2 separate regions of the Homo sapiens genome follow, and region 1 is linked to region 2. A link is a contact called in ENCODE Hi-C or POLR2A ChIA-PET data. All regions are on one chromosome and are shown on one strand. The core of a region is the stretch at or near the end of the contact, and the rest is flanking DNA. Distances in the headings are between cores, read along the strand shown. Region 1 holds the start of GLTP (glycolipid transfer protein). Region 2 holds the start of SELPLG (selectin P ligand).

Region 1 (7,921 bases), core at 4,149-6,648, 1.2 Mb after region 2:
AAAGCAGTCATTCAGCGAAAAGTACTAGCACCGAGTGTTACACATTGAAATAACTCAGAGTCACAGAATATGATAGGGTCCATGGGAGTCTAAGAGAGTTAGGAGAGACATTCTGGATAAGGTAACTCCTTAAGGATAAGTAGAACCCAAACAGGCAAAAGGAGGGAGGTGGGCTGAAGAGTAGAGTGGTCCAGCAGGCAGAGGGGCTGATGTGGGGAAGCTCTGGAGGCAAGAGTATGACAATACTGCCATGTGTGGGGCTACAAACCATTCACAAAGGCTAAAGCACAGGTTTCAAGCTGGGATGAAAGGGAACCACAGAGGCTTCTAGACAGGGAATGTCAAGAACTAGATGATACCTAAGTCTCCATGCCCCTGCCCTCCCATTGTTAATGCTTTAGAACAGCCACAAAATTGACCTTCAAAATGAGAAAGGAGACCTCCCAGAAGTCAGTCTTGCAAACTGATCAGTCAGGAAAGATCTGATTACTGGGTCAAGGTAGAGAGAGAAGATAAACAAAGGGCTGGCCTCTAAGTGGATGTAGTAAAACCTGTACAACTGGGAGATTCCAATTGGAGATAAGGAGGAAGGGCAGGCCCAAGATATGGATGCGCTAAATCAGGCAGGCAAGAGGCTGGCCCGCAGCCAGCGCCCACTGAAGCAAGCCCAACTAATGCTGTCACAAACCACACCTAACAAAGGTTTAAGAAATGTGGCTGCTCTAACAGGTTAAAGCACTCTTCAACTCAGCAGTTTCACTTCTAAAAATGAGAAATAACCAAAGGAGTGCACAAATAATTGAATATAAGGATGTTCACTGCAGCACTGTCTACCAGAGCCCGACATAAGAAGCAATGTGAATGTCCAACAGTAGGGGCTTGGTTTAATAAATTATACCACATTGAGATGATACAATCGGCCAGGTGCAGTGGCTCACACCTGTAATCCCAGCCCTTTGGGAGGCTGAGGCGGACAGATCACTTGAGGTCAGGAGTTCAAGAACAGCCTGGCCGAAATGGTAAAACCCCATCTCTACTAAAAATACAGAAATTAGCTGGGCATAGAGTCATGTGCCTGTAATCCCAGCTACTTGGGAGGCCGAGGCATGAGGATCACTTGAACCCAGGAGGTGGAGGTTGCTATGAGCCGAGATCATGCCACTGCACTCCAGCCTGGGCAATATAACAAGATCCCCATCTCTACAAAAACAAAAATTTAAAAATTAGCTAAGCATGGTGGCACATGCCTGTAGTTCTAGCTGCTCAGGAAGCTGAAGTGGGAAGATTGCTTGAGCTCAGGAGTTCACATCACTGCACCACTCCAGCCTGGGTGACATGGCAAGACAGAAAGAAAGAAAAACAGAGAAGAAAGAAAGAGGGAGGGAGGGAAGAAAGGAAGAAAAGAAAGGAAAGGAAGGAAGGAAAGAGAAAGAGGAAGGAAGGGAGGAAGAGAGGAAGGGAAGAAGGGAGGAAGGGAGGGGGAGGGAGGGAAGAAAAGAAAGAAGGAAAGGAAGGAAAGAAAGAGGAAGGAAGGAAGGAAAAGGAAGAAAGAAAAGGAAAGACAGAAAAGGACTGACATGAAAAGATGGTTATGCTATATTGTTGGGTAGAAAAAGCAGGTTATACTTATTTGTTTATTTATTTATTTGAGACAGGGTCTCACTCTGTCAACCAGTAATGAGCAAGAAATAGGCTTTATGTAGATTTTCTTTCTTTCTTTCTTTTTTTGAGACAGGATCTTGCTGTGTCACCCAAACTGGAGTACAGTGGCATAATCTCAGCTCACTGCAACTTAGGCGTCCCAAGCTCAAGTGATCCTCCCACCTCAGCCTCCTGCGTAGCTGGAACTACAGGTGTGCACCTCAACACCCAGCTAATTTTCTGTACTTTTGGTAGAGACAGGGTTTCGCCATGTTGCCCAGGCTGGTCTCAAACTCCTGACCTCAAGAGATCCGCCCACCTTGGCCTCCCAAAGTACTGGGATTACAGGCGTGAGCCACCGCACCAGCCCATACTTTTTTTTCCCCAAAAAGACCGATGTAAATGAGTTTGGAAGGAAAATATTCTGAAATCCCAGCAGAGATTCTTTCTTCAAAACTCTACCTCAAATGTTGTCAGACAATTGAATGAACTAATCTACATAGAGTACTTAGCACATAGTAAGGGCTCAGTGAGTGACGGGGAAATTTTTATATATCATTTGTATTTGCTCAGTTTTCCTCCAATTGACAGATCTTCCTTGCAGAATTAAATACTTTTTAAAAACACAGCTTTTGGCTCTGAGTCATATTTATATCTAGAGCTATGGTTCTCAGAGGTGATTTTGCCTCCCTGGGGATAGTTTAGGTTGTCACAATCTGGGGAGGGGGTGCTACTGGCGTCTGGTAGGTAGAGGCCGGGAATGCTGCTAAACATCTTACAATGCACAGGACAGCCCCACCACCACAAAGAATGAGCCAGCCCCAAATGTTGGCAAGTGCCATGGTGGAAAATCCCTGACTTGGAGGAAACTGTAGCTGCAAGGCGTTTCACACTCCTGGTGTCCCTCACCCCAGAGCAGCTCCATTCAAGAGACACACACACCACCCAGATCATCCCGGTGACCAGACGCTCCCAAGATCTAGAAAAAGCCCCTGCATCACAGCCGACAAATGATCTTGATCAGACGTCCCAGAGAAAAGTCACTCGTGGAAGAATCCTCCTAAAGCTTAAGTCTTCAACCTTCAGGAGCAATTCTCCTCCCCCCACAGAAGAGAATAATGGTTCAAACGAACTATCACTTTTTTTTTCTTTAGAGTCCTAAGAATCAGCCTCTTTGGTGAACAGTAAACAGCTCTGGTGGGCAGAGGGCCCTGTGGTGGTTAACCCATTGTGGACCAACCCCACTGCGGCTTCTGTATAAATGGTACTTCTGTCAACAGATGTGACACCCCACAGCACAGGGATTGCAACAAAGACAAGGGTCCTTTGAGACCAAGGAAAGGGAGGAGGAGATGCTCTTTAGCCCTGGCACCAGATGACTGCTGGCTCTGGCTTGCCACCTCCCTCTTTCCTCCAAAACCAGCCAGATAATTGCATCAAATGATGATACCCCCAAATACAGAACGGATGTGCAACCTCGCTGAAAATAAGGAAAGAAAAAGCCACAGAGTTTAACCTGGGATTTCTCCACCTTTGACACTGCTCATGTTTGGGGCTGGATCATTCTTTGTTGTGGCAGGACTGTTCTGTGCACTGTAGGATACTGAGCAGCTCCCTGGCCTCTACTCACAAGACACCCCGTGCCCCATCCCCCAACTCAGTTGCAACAAAAATGCCTCCAGGCATTGTCAGATGTACCCTAAGGGGCAAAACTGCCCTCAGTTGAGAACCACTGGCTTAAATGGATTCTGAATCCCTGTCCAGGGCAAGCTGGCTCTGACTTGGAACTATTCCTGCAACCAAAGAGGAAACAAGCAAGCAAAAAAAAAACAACAACAACCAACAACATCACAAAATTAAACAACTTTTCAATGCTAGAGCTGGTTCGCTCCCAAGCCCCCACCTGGAGAGTCAGTATTATCTCAAGACTGTGACACTGATAATAAGAAAGTTTTGTGCATTCAGCAGTATTGACTGAGCATCTGCTATGTGCCAGGCACTGTTCTGGGCACTGAGGACACAGAGTGGATGTAAAAAACCAAGCCCTTGCTCTCAGGTTGCTTACCCAGGTCTGGGAATCATACACACCAGACAATTGCACTCCCTCAAACACCGATTAATCACTCTAGCAAGGAACCAAAACTGGATTCAGGAACTTAAAACCACACCCCCTACAGCGAAGACCTATTTGGCACTTACGGCCTCGGTACTTTACACACACCACCTCATCGACTCCTCACAGCTGCCCTAGGAGATCAGCATCCCCGTTTCACAGCTGGGGACACTGAGGCTCACGAGGTGAAGGAGGGGAACTATAGCCTCCAGGTAACCACAACCATCCCAGAGCTCAGGACACTGTGGGAACTACCACCCCTAACAAGCCTTCTTTGCCCACTAAGTCGGACTGTCTTAAGATCTCCTGTCTTTGGGTTTCAGGTGGACTCTGCCCTGGGGGCTGGTATTTTCCTGCAAGGCCACCAAGTGAACCAGCAGGACAGGACAGAGCCCACATGGAGAAGGAGAATAGAGGCTCAGGTTGCACCCTTTACCCGGGACCCAAAAGGCAAAGGGCAGGGGCAGTGGTGCTGGCTTCTAGTTCCCATTTTCCATCTGGGGCCTTGGCTGGACTGGGCTAGGCTGAGGGAGTGCGGGAAGAGGGTCTGAAAGTGGACCGCCTTCCCAATGCGCCCAGGAACTTCCACACGACATACAGGGGAGGGGCTTCCTCTCGTAGAGCCCAAACTGAGGGAGGAATTGGTGCCAAGCTCTGTATGTCTGATGTCACCTCACAAAACAGCTCCCCCGACAACCCTCACCCCTGTCCTAAAAGGAGGAAAAACTTTAGGTGGTTTCCCCTAGAAAGAGGCCCTGGAATTTTGCAACTCCATCTTCAAAACCCTCTCCTTGTCCCCGCCTCACCAGGCTTCCTACCCTTGGAGGGGGAGATGGGAGTCTTTGATCTGGAATGGGCGAATTCTGAGGGAAGAAGGAAGGGTTTGTAGGTCCCATGAGGGAGAGGCTGGAAGCGTTCAAAGAGAAGGCTTATGAAATGGGGGGATTCATTGTAAGGGGAGCGAGTTGAGAGCCATCAGAAAGCGCCAGGGATGAAGGACTTTGGGGAAGAAGGGGCAGGAGGCTTTGGGGGAGATGGTGGATTACAGAATGCCTAAGGGAGATGGAAGATCATCCGTGTTGGGGGCACGGATGATCAGGGGGCATTTGGGGGATATGTAGGACTGTGAGGTGTCTAGGGAGAGGGAGGATTTGGGGAGGACAGGCAGGATGTGACATGTTTAGAGCGGAGAGGACTTGGGAGTGGTCCGGGAAAGGGAGAATTTAGGGTGAGTGGAGGGAAAGAGGATCTTGGGTGCCTGGGGAAACAGTACTTAGGGGTGTCTAGGGCAGAGATGGTTAGGGGATGCTCGGGGGAAGGAGGATTCGGGTGCGCGTGGGGCTGCGGGCCGCCTCCCCCCTCCATTCCGGCTCACCGAAGAAGGGCGGCAGGTGGGACACCGCCTCGAGGAAGGGCCCGGTCTCGATCTGCTTGTCCGCGGGCAGCGGCTTCAGCAAGTGTTCGGCCAGCAGCGCCATTTCGGGGTCGAGGCCCGCGGTGATGCCCCAGCCGGCGCCGCGGGCGTCGACACCGCCCCCCCGGCCGCCGCCGTCAGCGCCGGGGCCGTCACAGCCGCCCGCCGCAGGCTCCGGGGACGCCAGCGTCGCCACTTCCGCCCGCACGGCGCCCTCGTAGCCGAGCGCTCAGCGCCGCCCGCCGGCCGAGCGCCTAAACTGCCGGGCGCGCCGCCCCGCCCCCGCTCACCGGCTCCCAATCCGCGCCCGCCGCCGAGGTCTCCGCGCCCCCATTGGCCGGGGGGCCGGCCGGGGGCGGGACGCAGAGGAGGTGCGCCGGTTCATGGGTCCCGGAGGGCCCAAGTGAGCCGCTCCCAGGTGAGTCTTCCCCAGGTGTGCCTCCCGCCGCCCCCGGTTTGGCCCCCCAATCCGGGCGGGCCGACTCGGGCCAGGTCACAGCTCACAACCCGCCCACCAGCTCGGGTTACAGCCCCACCCAGCCAACGCTCCCCAGGACCCCCGTTTCCCCCAAAATTGTACCCCAGTAACCCCAAGTGACCTGGGTGGACACTGCTCTCCTGTTGGTCACGGTTCTCTTTCGCTACAACCGACGAGGACGCTCGATTGCTTGATTCTTGGTCTTCAATGACCTTATACCTGTTGAACACTGCTGAAGTCACAGTCTAACTCAGCCACTGCCCTGCTGGACAACTCCTGCTTCCCGAAATCTGGGGTCCAGTCTGCCCTCAACAGTCTGATGTTACCTGTTGTGAGGCAGAAAAATAGGGCCTGGAGGCAGGGAACATAAGGCTGACTTCCTAGACCTAAATCAAAAAGCACCTTAGCAATGACAGGAATGTAAACGGCTTTGCAACTTCACTTCATCCTCTCCATTCACGCCCTTTACACTTTGTAACTTCACATTCATCCTCTCCATTTACACAGACCACACACTCCAAGAAACATCCTCTCCATTTATACTTTGTAACTTCACATTCATCCTCTCCCACCAAGTAACATCCTCTCCATTTGCACATCCTCTCCATTTGCAATAGGGCACATTCTGAGTAAATGACTCTGTGACTTCACTTCATTCTCTTCATTTACATAGAATATTCACCAAGTAACCAATGGGAAACCTCTAGAGTATTGAGACCCTAGAAAATTCTGTAAGCAGAGCTCTTGAGCCTCTACGCTCAAGCCTGCTCCCAAACTGTGGGGTGGACTTTTCGTTCTCAGTAAATCCTTGCTTTTGCTTTCCTTGCTTCGTTTGTGTGTTTTCTCCAAGATGCCAAGTACCTGGACACCTTCTACTGGTAACAGCTGGAGCCAGCCCAGTTTATACCAATTCACCCACAACCTGGACACTTGTTTCCCAAACCTAATGTCTCTCCAACAGCCCAGGGTCCAGCTTCTCACACCTTGAATCACAAGTCATCTCAGCCACAACCCACCTAGATGCTTATGTCCTAAACCCAATGCCCAGCTTATGCAAAAATCTAACACACCATTGTTGAGAGCCTCTTATTCATTCCAGAATAAACATTTGCCATCCTTCCCACCCCTCCCCCACCCTCCACCACTATGTGTCATGCACTGCACTGGGCACTGAGGATAAAGTGAATGATACAGCAAAATCCCTGCCCTTGTGGAGCTGACAATCTGGTTGGGAACACAACACAATGCAATACACAAATTGGTAAGACAACTTCAGACACTGATGAGTATGTGAAGAAAATAAAACAGTGTAGTGACGGAGGATGACTGAAGCCTGTTGGCTGAGATCGGATGTAGGGGTTTGGGAGCAGTACCTCTGAAGAGGTGATATTTGAGCTGAGACCTAGAGGAGAAGTAGGATAGAGCCAGGTCAAAGACTTGGGGTGTGAGTCTGGCCAACATGGTGAAACCCCATCTCTACTAACAAATACAAAAGTTAGCTGGGTGTGGTGGCAGGAGCCTGTAATCCCAGCTACTCAGGAGGCTGAGGCAGGGAGAATTGCTTGAACCAGGGAGGTGGAGGTTGCAGTGAGCCAAGACCGTGCCATTGCACTCCAGCCAGAGCGAGCGAGACTCCGTCTAAAAAAAAAAAAAAAAAAAGACTTGGGGTGTGAGGCACATGAGCAAAAGCCTTAAGGTAACAAAGAGCTTAGTGTGGTGCAAGGAATCGGGGGGCCAGGGGAGGAAATGGGAATGGGTAAGTGAGGGCAAGAGTGAGTAGGGTGATAGGAGTTGAGGTCAGGGAGGTGGGCAGAGGCTGGAGTATATTGGGGCAGGAAGGGAGTGGTGAAGAGTTTGGATTTTTTTTTTTTTTTTTTTTTTTTTGAGATGGAGTCTCACTCTGTCGCCCAGGCTGGAGTACAGTGGTGGTGCAATCTCGGCTCACTGCAACCTCCGCCTCCCGGGTTCAGGCAATTCTCTGCCTCAGCCTCCCAAGTAGCTGGGATTACAGGCATTTGCCACCACGCCTGGCTAATTTTTTTGTATTTTTAGTAGAGATGGGGTTTCACCATGTTGGCCAGGCTGGTCTCAAACTCCTGACCTTGTGATCCGCCCGCCTCAGCCTCCCAAAGTGCTGGGATTACAGGTGTGAACCACCGCGCCTGGCCAAGAGTTTGGATTTCATGTTAAAGGCAATAAGAAATCACTAGTGCATTTCTGCTGAATCTTATAGAATGTTTTCTTTTTTTTTTCTTTTTTTTTTTTTGAGAGACAG
Region 2 (6,927 bases), core at 4,428-6,927:
TGTACCACTGCACTCCAGCCTGGGCGACAGAGTGAGACCCTGTCTCAAAACAAAACAAGAAAACAAAAGTTCCAAGCTTACAGTAGGTGCTTAATAAATGTAACACACACACACACACACACACACACACACACACACACACACACACTTTTGCCTCCCAATTTGCCTTCAGGGCAGCAGAATTTCTTTGGGGTAGAGTTCTTATCTGGGGGAAGAATCTACGGCCCAACCTTGGCCCCACTTTCCTGGAGGCAGGGACTTTAGGAAGAAGCCATTAGCCTAGAGACATATTTCATACTTATGAGCACACTCACAGCTACCAACCCCCACTTGGGCAGTTCTCTGTTCCTGGAAGGCAAAGCCCTCAGCCACTTCCTGGAAGCAGAGAAGGTGGGGGCAAAGTTGCAAGGCCTGGTCTCCCTGGTTCCCGGGTTGGGGGAGGCATCTTGGTGAGTCAGGGCCGGACTTGCAGCAGGCCGGAGGCTGGGAGAATAACACAGAAACACGGAGGGTGCTGGGGCCCAGTTCTTCAGGTAGGCTGTCACTGTTGCCCACCCTTCCCCTACAGCCATCCCCACAGCCTCCTGCACCCAGAGACAGCTGGGGTGGAGGAGAGGCTGGGGCCTGAATCCCACATTTGCCCCCACTTAGCGGCTGTGTAAACTCGGGCAGGTTGCTTCACCCTCTCTAAGCCTCAGTTTCCTCATTGTAAAACCGGCAATATTGCTTAAAAAAAATCATCATGAGAATTGAATGAGTGTATGGAAGTTCCCAGACGCTGGCTTCCAGCCGGGGGTACTTTATCTGGAGGACTCTCTTCGGCGCTGCAGGCAGATGAGCAGAGGAAATGGAGGTCTCAGACTCAGAGGGTATGGAGATGGCGGCCTCTCTACCTCCCCTGTGGGTGTTTGGGCTTTGAGAAAGCAGAGACCTCCGTACCTGTTATGATAAGACCTGGTACATTCGGAAAGCCCAGACCTCCTTTCCTGGGCCCGTCTAAAGCAACCACCTTATCCTACATGTTCCTGGTGTCAGTGCTGAAAGTCCCTCAACCCCAGAAACCCCTCACTCCCAGGCAAACTGGGGGTGGGGGGTTGTTGGTCACCCCAGCCTGGTCCCTGCCATCCCACTGGCTTTAAGACACAGCAGCCTGGAGCCAGGCCACAGCTGAGCAGGCATCAGCCCATCTAACAGAAAGAAAATCTGAGGCTCAGCCAGGCACGGTGCCTCGAGCTTGTACTCCTAGCACTTTGGGAGGCCAAGGCAGGAGGATGACTTGAAGGCAGGGGTTCAAGACCAGCCTGGGCAACATACTGAGACCCATATCTACAAAAAAATTAAAAATTAGCCAGGTATGCTGGTGATGCCTGTAGTCCCAGCTACTCGGGAGGCTGAGGCCAGAGGATGGCTTGAGCCCAGGTCAAGGCTGCAGTGAGCTATGATCGCACCACTGCACTCCAGCCTGGGTGACAGAGTAAGACCCTGTCTCTAAGAAAAAAACATATTTTTTTTAATGAAAGAAAAGAAAACCCGAGGCTCTGAGAGATCTTGTCTCAGCTGAGGCCACACAGGTAGAAGGGGGAGGAGCTGAGTTTTCTCACCGTGTATGGCAGGTAGCATAATACCTCCTTAATATTTGCTACAGTAAATGTATTATACAACAATAAAAATGACATATGTGGAAGCCCCTCCCACGGAGGGATGATTTCATCCTCTCACTATCTGGTGACCTCATTCCTCCTCACCCCTGTGTTCACTGGCTCTAACGGTGCCATCACACTGATTAGCAAGCAAGGCCCGGAGCGGCGGGATCACTCCCAGGCCCCACCTTCCACCTCTCCTCTTCCTGGAAGGCCAAAAAACAGTCCCACAGAAGTGGGGCCAGGGCAGGGCTCCGACAGAGGCGTCTCCAGTGACCACGTCCTATTTGTCTCAACACTTGCCTAACAGAGTAGGTCAGAGACTGCTCGTTTGCCTCTTTCGCCCTAAAACCAGGCTGCTTCTGGCCCAGGCCCCATCTAGACCCCATATGGGCCCCATCTAGGCTGTGTGGAGGAGCAGGCTGCAGGGGGCCCAGACTCCAGCTCCAGAGAACCCGCCGTGTGGCCGCCCTGAGCTGCTCAGGAAAGATCCTCGTGGGGCTCCACGCCGCTAGGAACCTTGCACTGAGAATCCTGAAACTGGTGGTCAGAGCGGGCAGGATCTTGGAATGCTAAAATTCAAAAGACTGAGCATCTCAGGGTTTGGGTCAAGTAGTCACCAAGAGAAGGAAAGACCCCAGATAACTGAGGCACAGGCAGCAGATCTAAGTCTGGGTAGACAGGACAGGCCCTGCCCTGCCCTGCTGTGCCCTGGGAGTCACATCAAACCAGGTCAATCCCCAGCTCTGTCCCTTAGAAGCTGTGTGACCTGGGGCAACTCACCTCACCTCTCTGAGCTGTGGGTTCCTTAGCTGGAATACAAGGACAATGGTAGCACCCGCTTTTTATGGGGTTGTTGTGGGTTGAAGAGGGCCAGGGAAATGCTGAGTCCTCCCAGAAGCCTTTCCAGATTGCCCCAGGCACGATTAGTCACCTCCCGTGTTTAAATCATTTCTGCTGTTCATTTATTTTCTAAAAATGTATTCACATTGACTCCTAAACTTCCAGAAGGCAGGAACCACAGCTGTCTTGCTGATCAGGCCACAGGCCCAGGATTCAGCCGATGGGCAGGCACACACCCCTCGCAACACTCGCCCCAGTGGCTGGCAACCACTGTGGCTGTCTGCTCTGCTGCCCCCACCAGACCACAAGTTTTTGGAGGGCAGGAGCTCTCCTGGGTCTCCTGGCATCCCCAGGGGCCTCACTAAATGCCTCTGCAGAAGAGGACATGTGACTGAGGCAGGGGAACGTGCACAGAACTGCACAGCACGTGCTGTCTTCACACTTTTCACACCACATTTGCCAGCTGACACTTTGCAACCTCTTTCCGTCATCTACCTCAACTCACATCAGGGAGTCTCTGTAGACATTTTTTCCCACTTATCATCGCCCTTATGAAAGGTTTATTTATTTATTTAATTTTAGAGATAGGGTCTTTCTCTGTTGCCCAGGCTCGACTACAGTGGTGCAATCATAGCTCACTGCAGGCTTGAACTCCTGGGCTCAAGCGATCCTCCCAAGTAGCTAGGACTACAGGTGCATGCCACCAGACCCGGCTACTTTTAAATTTTTTGTAGAGATGGGTTTTCCCCATGTTGCCCAGGTTGGTCTCAAACTCCTGGGCTCAAGCAATCCATCTGCTTCAGCCTCCCAAAGTGCTGGGATTTATAGGCATGAGCCACGGTGACCAGCCCTCCTCATGAAAAGTTAATAGCACAGATATGCTGTATATCTGTTTAATGTTTGGTGGCTTGCAAACCACAGTGTTAGTTGAGATTTTTTTGTTACACCCCCCTCCCTACCCTCCACCCCACCAAGAACCAAGTTACACCTGTTGGAACCCAAACTTGCTGGCCTGATCCAGAGGCAGTAAGGTACTTGGCACAAATGAATTCAATGAGACCTACATCTGGTTAGTTGAACAACTGTCTTTAAACAGTTTTCTAAACACCCCTGTGTAGACAGACAGATTAACAAACACAGACCCCCAACACACACACACCAGCCATCTTATCTCCTTCTAGACCACTGGCCCCCACTGCCATCTTCCTGTTCAAGTTCAGCAAAGGAAGCCGAGACACAGGCCTAGGGTCACCACGAACTCCATGGGCATCCTGCAGCCAGAAGCCATGCCGCCAGAGGCAGCTGCTTCTCCCCTTCAAGCCTCAGTTTTCTCATCTGTAAAAGGGGCACTGTCCACCCTCCAAGGTTCTCGGATGATTGATTCCCCAGCTCCTCTGAATGCCCCACTCTGGGCCCAGCCTAGCAACCCAGCCCTTCCGCTCTCTGAGGTTTAACTCCCCTGGCTGCTGGCCAAGCCTGCTGAGGGAGGCATCAACCACCCAGGGCACGGCCTCGGAAGAGACTCTGGGGCTGTCTGAGGGCCTGGGAGCCACCTTCTGAGGCCCCGGCCCACTGAGGGGCCTGGCTCTGGGGGCCTCAAAGTCAGAGATGGAAAAAAAAGGAAAACAGAAGAAAGAGGAAAGAGGAAGAGAATTCCAGGCAACAGAAGCCCAGATATCGACAATATGGGGTGTGTGTGTGTGTGTGTGTGTGTGTGTGTGTGTGTGTGAATGTGTGTACAGCAGGGCACAACTGGCCCCCACCATTTCCTTTTAGTGTCCTGAAAGTATCTCAAATACAAACTAATAAGAGTATTCTAATTTTTTTTTTTTTGAGACAGGGTCTCACTCTGCCACCCGGGTTGGAGTGCAGTGGCACAATCTCGGCTTACTGCGACCTCCCCCTCCCAGGTTCAAGTGATCCTCCCACCTCAGCCTCCCAAGTAGCTGAGACCACAGGCATACACCACTACACCTAGCTAAGTTTTTGTATTTTTGGTAGAGACGAGGTTTCACCATGTTGCCCAGGTTGGTCTAGAACTCCTGAGCTCAGGCCAACCACCTGCCTCGGCCTCCCAAAGGGCTGGGATTACAGGTGTAAGCCACTGCACCCAGCCAAATATTCTAATTATTATTATTATTATTGTTTTCCCTTTTGCTAACAATAGTATCTTAATTCTAATATTTTAATAGTTTGCCACAGACAAGTGTCATTTCCTCAGTCTTATAAAAAGTGGGAAGAATGCATCTTTCTCTGAAAAGAACTTTTTTATGCGTCCATAACATGCAGCTTCAAGAGAAATCCTGCACTCCCCCTACTTTCTGGAGTCTTCCAGACCTAATCTCAGCTCTGCCCCTAAACAAATCCCTTCACCTCTCCCGACCTCAGTTTCCCATCCAGGAAAGGAGAGGATAAGATCATTTCTAGGGAAACACTCATGGTTTCTCTGATTTTCAAAATCAGAATGCCGCCAAGCCAGACGCTGCAGGCAAACTGGCCAGGGAGGGAAGTAAGTTAATGGGAGGCTGGGGCTGGTGGGTCACACCTGTAATTTCAGCACTTTGGGAGGCCAACGCAAGAGGCTTGAGGCCAGGAGTTTGAGACCAGCCTCGGCATCAAAGTGAGACCCCATCTCTAGGAAAGGTAAAAATATTAGCTGCATGCGGCGATGTGCGCCTGTAGTCCCAGCTACTCAGGAGGCTGAGGTGGGAGGATCACTTGTGCCCAGGAGTTTAAGGCTGCAGTGAGCCATGATTGTGCCACTGCACTCCAGCCTGGGTGACAGAGTAAGACCCTGTCTCAAAAAAAGAAGGAAAAAAAAAGTTGGCAGGAGCAGGATTCAGAAGAGTCACAGAATAAGGCCACAGACTCCAGGAAGACTTTAGTCTTGAGTCGGAGGAGCCTCAGTTTGCCCTCCCCAGGTGCTGCAGCTCAAGAAGGGCCTGGCGGTCCTACCCGGGCCTGCCAGCAGCTATAAGGCAGGCCCTTGGCCCATGGGGACCTCCAGCCACTCCCTGTGGTTTTGCAAGCCAGCACTTACCACCGTGCTCAGCAGAGCATGGGACAGCTGCCTCGTGGGCCCAGAAGAAGTGGCTTCTCTGCTTTAGTGACAAGGTCCCAGCCCACGCTGCCAGGCACTGCTGTGGCACCCCCTGCGGCAGTCCCGGATCCGAGCAACCCCCAATGGCTGTGTGTGGAAGGAGGAAGCGAGAATGTGGTTACTTAGGCAGGGCCATGTGACAGCCCACACCCCATTGTTTGTGACAGCTTTGGTGACAACATTGATAAAGACAGGGTGGTAGTGGGGCACCTCCTAGGTCTGACACTGTTCTTGGGTTCCCATAACTGTGAAAACACTGAGAACCAAGTAGAAGCTTTCTGGGGAGAAGTTCTTCGGTTTTGGGTGGGGCCCAAACTGAGAAAGGCCACAGCATTACTTCAGCAGCAATGGACAGTCGGGGCCAGAGGGAGCCCCCTGAAGGACAGGAGTGACCAGAGAAAAAGGAGAATGGTCTCGCTTCTTGCCCAAGATTGGTGGGGCGTGGGGAGGGGTGGGAGGTGGTCAGGGAGCAAAAAACACAAAATATGAACCTTCAAAGGGTTTGCAAATATGGTGTATTTCTTCTCGCAGGACTCAAAACACTCTCTGTAGATGCACAGCACAGGCCCTTTCAGCTGCAACCAAGAGCCTCTCTAGGGAGCTGGACTACAGATACCACAAGGGCAAGTCCTGCTTATCTTATTTCTTCATCCTAAATTTGTTCATTTGACCAACTCTGGCACTCCAGACTGCATGCCCTGAGGTCTAAAGGCCAGCAATTCTGGGCTGTGGCCCTCTGGTAGCCCTCCATCCAATGGGGAGGCCAGCGAGTAAACAATTCGGTGGAACATCATGCCACAATGACACAGCGCAGTGAGTGCCATCCTGCGGTGAGCAAGGGAGGGGCCTCTCCTTCCATCCTGGGTGGGGGAGGGAGGTTAACAGGAGGAGCTTCCAAGAAGTGGCACTTGAGATGACAAGCCAGGTGGGCATCCCAGGCAGAGAGCACAGCAGAGGCAAAGGCTGGGAGGCCTAAGAATACCCAGACACTTCCAGAAGGGAGGGAATAGGGGGGTCTCCCAGGATCTGCCCTGCGGCTTTGCACCAGGCAAGGGCTCAGGACATGCACAGAAAGATACTCATATCTTGCCTTGCACAAAGTTGTTTTTTTTTTTTTTTTTTGAGATGGAGTTTCACTCTTTTTGCCCAGGCTGGAGTGCAATGGCACAATCTCGGCTCACCGCAACCTCCGCCTCCCGGGTTCAAGCTATTCTTCTGCCTCAGCCTCCCGAGTATCTGGGATTACAGGCATGTGCCACCACCCCGGCTAATTTTGTATTTATAGTAGAGATGGGGTTTCTCCACGTTTGTCAGGCTGGTTGGTCTTGAACTCTCGACCTCAGG

Evidence for each region. A loop is a pair of places that touch in the nucleus more often than their neighbours do. ChIA-PET counts read pairs that join two places held with the same protein, here RNA polymerase II (POLR2A). Pooled maps may share reads with other maps.
Region 1: a map of naive thymus-derived CD4-positive, alpha-beta T cell shows a loop between it and region 2 (5-fold over the local background). The contact joins the promoter of GLTP here to the promoter of SELPLG in region 2. A Hi-C loop is called at or near these places in 1 of 168 maps with a recorded cell type or tissue (naive thymus-derived CD4-positive, alpha-beta T cell), 1 of 37 single-sample maps with no recorded cell type and 5 of 50 pooled maps. POLR2A ChIA-PET finds 5 or more read pairs at or near these places in 1 of 52 experiments (activated CD4-positive, alpha-beta memory T cell).

The regions. Positions count from the first base shown.
Region 1 is chr12:109,875,143-109,883,063 of GRCh38, forward strand. GLTP (glycolipid transfer protein) reads right to left here and starts at 5,399. Exons shown (of 5, transcript NM_016433.4): 1 at 5,130-5,399. The coding sequence starts at 5,232. It overlaps LOC124903012 (a long non-coding RNA gene), which reads right to left and starts at 6,259. Exons shown (of 3, transcript XR_007063455.1): 1 at 6,219-6,259; 2 at 5,973-6,032; 3 at 5,756-5,865. It also overlaps a transcript of TCHP not described here. RefSeq lists a silencer at 5,107-5,656 and an enhancer at 5,981-6,482.
Region 2 is chr12:108,628,217-108,635,143 of GRCh38, forward strand. It overlaps SELPLG (selectin P ligand), which reads right to left and starts at 5,678. Exons shown (of 2, transcript NM_003006.4): 1 at 5,524-5,678. It overlaps LOC105369968 (a long non-coding RNA gene), which reads left to right and starts at 430. Exons shown (of 3, transcript XR_007063449.1): 1 at 430-533; 2 at 6,115-6,927. RefSeq lists enhancers at 3,592-3,741, 5,150-5,199 and a silencer at 6,440-6,489.